2 separate regions of the Homo sapiens genome follow, and region 2 is linked to region 1. A link is a loop called in an ENCODE intact Hi-C map of the cell type or tissue named here. Cell type or tissue: PC-3. All regions are shown on one strand. Each heading gives the region's core, and the rest is flanking DNA. Links, peaks and the distances in the headings are about the cores only. Region 1 overlaps LOC124901595 (a long non-coding RNA gene). Region 2 overlaps LOC107986772 (a long non-coding RNA gene).

Region 1 (2,925 bases), core at 173-2,672:
ATAGATAATATAAAATCAGATCTAGCATTTATTTTCAAATCTTTCTCAAATAGAAGTCACACTTGACATTTTCTCTTTATATTGGAAATCGGTCTTCACTTGCTAATACAAAGGAAAACTTCTTTCACCTACTCTGGAGCCTTCTCTCAAAGCTACTGGCTAAGTGGATACCAACCAGTCTATCAGCCATAGAAATATGTGACTGAGGAGGAATCTTAAAGCAGAATATCAAGAAGGCAATATAGAATGATAGAAAAAAAAATGTAAGTTTTGAGTCAGGTAGATCTGTGTTTAATTCCCAGACTTAAACGAAGTTCCTATGTTATCTCTCTGATAACATATTATATTATCATTCATAGTTTGAGCCTGGTACCACCTATGAGGATGAAGTGAAGAAAAACATAGGTAAAATCCCTAGTAAAAGCATAATTTATAGACCTTTCTGAAAAACTATGTTCCTCCACTACTAGGAATGCTAAGTGTCAATCTTAGAAATGGAGACAGGCTGCCTTTAGCCTTCCTATAAGGTGCCCATATTAGTTGGGATTGTGTTTGACTATGAATTGTTTTTAAAATAACAAAATAACGTTACTTAGAGAGGACAAGTATAAAGGAGGCAATTTGGGATGATTATGGCAGCTCCATTCCATGATCTCTTCAGGGACCTAGTTCTTTCCAGCTACCATTCTGTCATAGCTGGACCCCACAGTGCAAGATGGTAGCATCTGCATTCCAGGTAGCAGGATGGAGAAGAAGCCAAAGAGAGGAAGGGCCACGGTGTACATTAGCTGTCTTAAGGAAGTTTCCCAAAAGCTGTCATGGGATAGTTGTCTTCTATCATATTGGTCGTAACTTAAGACACATGGCATCATATTGCTGCAAGGGAGACGGGGCTACGTAGTGGGACTGGGATTCTGAGTGGTCATAAGATAGACTAAAATTTCTGTTAAAATGGAGAAAGGGAAGGTGGATTATTGGGAGACAACTTACAGTTGAAACCAAGGGCTAACCTGATTAGGTCTGCCAAGCTTAACCTGCCTTGCTTGTTTTTAGCTACTTGCCTTTAGTTGATTTTAAAATCTATGTAGCTAAAGGTCATGTGGCTAAGCAATATATAACTGAACTTGCACTAGCTTCCTCACAGATAACATCTCTGACATATAGGTCACCATGGTGATGGTTACTGAAGTTGTTTTTCAGGAACTTAGAGTCAGCTCTAGTCCAGTTCAAGCCATTTGCGACCACTGACCCTGCTTGAGTGTTCGATAGGTACACTTTTGATGTTCTACCTACAGATCATGCTAACACCACCACCATGTGAACATGCATCCTATGAAGAGCCATGAAGCTTGGCTATGCTTGCATAGTTCACTGATAACCTCACTCTTCTTTACTGCCAATGACTTTTCCTCATACTTCAGACTACCTCACTCCTCTGTCTCATAAATATCCTTAAAATCCCATCTTTAGGGAAGCAGATTTGAGACCTGTTCTCCCACCTCCTTGCTTGACTGCCTCATGAATAAACTCTTTCTCCGCTGTAAAACTTACCATCTCAGGGATTGGCATTCCATACGACAGGCAGAATGGACATGGTTTGGCATCACAGTCTGTGTCTCAGAGGCCTTTTTATCTAAGGACAGCAGGGGGGGTAACTTGACATGTGTCCATTCTTATCCTACTGATTGTCCCCACTAAAAACTAAAACAGCTGCTTGCTCTGCCCTTCTGTTCTACCTTCATTAACTCTTTGCAGGGATAAAACTGGAGAGGCTCACTGGGGATAGGTGCCCAGGTTTAAATGCTTTCTAATTTTCATTGTCCACCTTTTGCTGTTTCTGTGGGTGCCTGGTTACTTCCAGCAGCAAATTAAGATATATAATCAATGGAAAAAAGACTTTTGGTTTTCTTTTAAAAATTAATTTCTGAAACAGCATTGCTAGTTTCCTCAGTTTTAATGTGCTCTAAAATTGTCAGTGTTAAGTGGAAAGGAAATAGAGACAAGCCCTTCTCAGTAGAAGGAGTACTGAATGTTTTTCTTCACATAATTAACTATTACTTCTCAATAACAGACTTTTAGGTTTAGAAGCAAAGTATCTGACACACAATAGGACGTTAATACATGTGTGAAGACTGAATGGAAAGAGGGAAAGAGAGAAGGGAAGAAAAGGAAAAAAGAGGGGAGGAAAAAAGGACAGATGACAAACAGAAAAGAGGGCAGAAAACAAGGTCTCTCACCACATAATTAACTCATCACCAACAACTCGAAAACCCATCCAAGAGACAGCAAGCTCTGCTCCATCATGAAATAAGAATGCTATGGCTACTTATCGATGCGCTGTGCCTCAGATGGAGCTAAAATCTGTGTCTATATAATTTCCACTCACTGGTTCTATTCTGCCCTCTCCAGAAACAGAGCTTTAGTTTCCATGTCAGAGTATATTCATTTTAGGCAAGTGCTTTCTGACTAGTGTAAGGATCAATTCCTTAGTATGAATCTGGTGTTTAAGTCGCAGTATTGTTTGTGCATTTTACAAACACAGACAATAATGTATACACAAGTTGCTAAATTAGGTTCAAAGAATGAAAATGGGTCATAGGAAAGCTCCCCACCTCCTCAGAACTCTCTGTCACATTCAGAAATCAAGAAAGAAGGAAAGAAGGAAGGAAGGAAGGAAGGAAGGAAGGAAGGAAGGAAGGAAGGAAGGAAGGAAGGAAGGAAGGAAAGAAAGAAAGAAAGAAAAAGAAAGAAAGAAAGAAAGAGAAAGAGAAAGAAAGATGTTAGCATCTGCAAAGATCCAAAAAAGAAAGCAAATAAAAATAACTCGACTTTGGTTAAGGGGCTGATAAAGTTAAGATACTTCACTGAAACATGTATGTCCATGTTTAGATCTTAATCACTGCTCTCCAAACCTCTCATGACTGC
Region 2 (2,925 bases), core at 316-2,815, 96 kb before region 1:
TGAAATATGTTTGCATCAGAAATTTCTTTTAAATGGAATTGACTGTGGTAATTGACCACTGTTAAAATGGTATATGATGCATAATTTTTTTGAGACAGACTGTCATTCTCTCGCCCAGGCTGGAGTGCAATGGCACAATCTCGGCTCAATGTAACCTCCACCTCCCAGGTTCAAGCAGTTCTCCTGCCTCAGCCTCCTGAGTAGCTGGGACTAAGATGCATGCCACCACACCTGGCTAATTTTTGTATTTTTAGTAGAGACGTGGTGTCACCGTGTTGGCCAGGCTGGTCTCGAACTCCTGTCCTCAGGTGATCTGCCTGCCTCAGCCTCCCAAAGTGCTAGGATCACAGGTGTGAGCCACTGCACCCAGCCTATGTTGATTATATTTCTAAGCAAATCTAAAATACATTCATATTCTTATTATTTATTGAACATACACAACAGTTCAGCATATGCCTAGATGATAAACATATGGCAAACACAGTTATCTAAAAAAAAAAAAGAAAGAAATCACTGACACATTCATTTTCCAGATAGAATATACCTTTAATTATAATTTGCAAGAGCCTAAGAATATAATGTCAATATTGTAACCCATTAGGAAAATAGTTCGATATGACATATTTTTGCATCAAAAATTACTTTTAAATGGAATTGACTGTGATAATTGACCATTGTTAAAATAGTATATGATGCATTTTTTTTTTTTTTTTTGAGATGGAGTCTCACTCTGTCACCTAGGCTGGAGTGCAATGGCACAATTTCGGCTCACTGCAACCTCTGCCTCCCAGGTTCAAGCAATTCTCCTGCTTCAGCCTCCAGAGTAGCTGGGACTACAGCTGCATGCCACCACACGCAGCTAATTTTTGTATTTTTAGTAGAGACAGGGTGTCATCCTATTGGCGAGGCTGGTCTCAAACTCCTGACCTCAGGTGATCCACCAGCCTCGTCCTCCCAAAGTGCTGGGATTACAGGCATAAGCCACTGCAGCTGGCCTATGATACATAATTTTAAAAGCTGCCTCATTTCATAAGGAAGGCCATGTAATACATAGTTTCTGATCAGCCATCTAATTATTACTAGAAAGCAAAGTTTATAATGCCAGTCAATGTGGAATTTAAGTCTAAGTATTTTCCTAATTATATATCTCTATATATTGAAGTTAGATACTAAGGTTTCTAAAATGCCATAGGGTTATGATTAAAACTAATAACTATATTTTCTGTGACACAAGATGACTCAGGGGCTCTCAGACAATAGCTACTTTGTCTACATTAGTGGCCTCATCATTTCCATTAAATAGCTATTTACATTGTGAAAATGTATGCCGTGATATAATGGCTAGAAATGCATTTGTCTGTTAGAATAAGAAAATCTCTTCTGTAGTAGAGCACTGTCATCTTTATAATCCTAGTGAAAGTCAAATAAAATAAACAGCATCTACTTTAAATCATCTAAGCATAATGTTAGTATTCTGCTGTAACAGAAAAAGGAACTGTTGCATCAGCTATAAATCAAACACCTTCAAGATTCCCATCTGCATTTTTTCAATTTAAAACACTACATTTTACATAACATTTTGGAAACTGAAACGCCAGTTAATTAGGTTCATATGGAATCTATTTATCTAAGTGAGAATTCAAGTCGAACATATTAGAAATAATACTGTATGGGTATAAATGTAGAGATGCTGTTCTTTATTGCTGGCCTCCTCCTTTTCACAGGAGAGATTACTTCAGTAGCTACTGAACTACAGGCATTCTCACTGTTTTAAAAAAAATGCTCCATGAATATATTTTGATGATAGTTATATTCTAGTAAACAGCCTAGAAAATAGTTGTTTTCCAAAATTTAACATTGTCCAGCCAGACACATTCTTAGCAGCACCCAAGATTTTTTTCCACTAAGTGATGGAATATTTGTAAATACTGTTCATGCAGAGTTTATTGCAGCTACAATTCTTAGGAGCAAATAAAGTTTGCCTTGTAGCAAACTGTATTGCCTTGAGGCTCTCTTCTAAGGGGGAGCTTCATGACATCTTTGCCAGAATTTTCCAAGGAAAAAGGAAGTATTTTTTGGGATAGGAGATATAGGCCAACAAAGAATAAGGAGGTTTTTGCTTTTTGTGTTACATTTGCTTCCAGTTGTGGTAGAAAGTCATAGCGCCTTCCTGGAACAATATTTTATAGGACATTGGTGACATTAGATTTTCTGATAGTGTTTGAACGACTGTCCTATAAACTTTCATCAAAAGTCAACCACATTTCCTGTTTATTCATTCACTCACTCATTTATTCATTCCACAAACATTGACCCTGTTACAAGAGACAAATTAGTTAATATCCCTGCCCTGGGAGAATTCAAACTCATCTGTATTCTTTTCCTGTAATCTCTCTTAGCAGCCCAACCAGGCTTTTAAGACATTAGGAGGATAAGAAGCAGTCTCAATTTAGTCCCAACCTGTTAGATCCAACCACAAACCATGTATGTTAAGGTAGTGCTCAGTTTTACAGTCACCTTCAGGAAGCAATTCTGAGAATTAGCACTGTATAGTTTAAGAAACGTTGATTGTTTTTGATGCTTCAGTAAAATAAGCCTCAGAACTGAAACTGAGTCATGTATAAAAATTCAGGTTTTACAGTCAGAGTGCCAGGTTGATCTCACCTATAACCTATTAGCCATTTCTTCTGACACACTCAAGGTCAGGCTTTCTCCTTTCACTTAGACACTCAAACTTCAAACTAATGTGCACAGAGTCACCTGATAAAAAATATGGATTTCTGGGCCCCATAGCTTATGAAGTGAATCATAATCAAGGGTTGGGCCTAGTCACAGTCATTGGCTTTTTTATTTGCTCCAGAGACAAGTATGCACACTATCGTTTGAAATCTAGACCTAGAGAGACAACTGAGATGACCTCTTAAC

What was found. Peaks named below come from ENCODE experiments on the same cell type or tissue, not always from the same donor. Only the 100,000 strongest peaks of a DNase experiment are listed, where the experiment ranks them.
Region 2: it touches region 1 in a loop (2.2-fold over the local background); 6 of 110 quality-filtered maps call a loop at or near these places.

The regions. Positions count from the first base shown.
Region 1 is chr7:17,043,327-17,046,251 of GRCh38, reverse strand. LOC124901595 (a long non-coding RNA gene) reads left to right here. Exons shown (of 4, transcript XR_007060239.1): 1 at 1-2,925. Among named protein-coding and RNA genes, the nearest start is that of AGR3, 160 kb to the right of the region's middle. In PC-3, for the core only: CTCF peaks have their summits at 1,407 and 1,615; no DNase peak of the experiment used is centred there.
Region 2 is chr7:17,138,971-17,141,895 of GRCh38, reverse strand. All of the region lies in intron 1 of LOC107986772 (a long non-coding RNA gene), which reads right to left. The region is part of intron 9 of LOC101927609 (a long non-coding RNA gene); the gene reads left to right. Among named protein-coding and RNA genes, the nearest start is that of AHR, 160 kb to the left of the region's middle. In PC-3, for the core only: no CTCF peak of the experiment used is centred there; DNase peaks (open chromatin) are centred at 1,265 and 2,285; H3K4me3 peaks cover 1,114 bases; H3K27ac peaks cover 2,500 bases.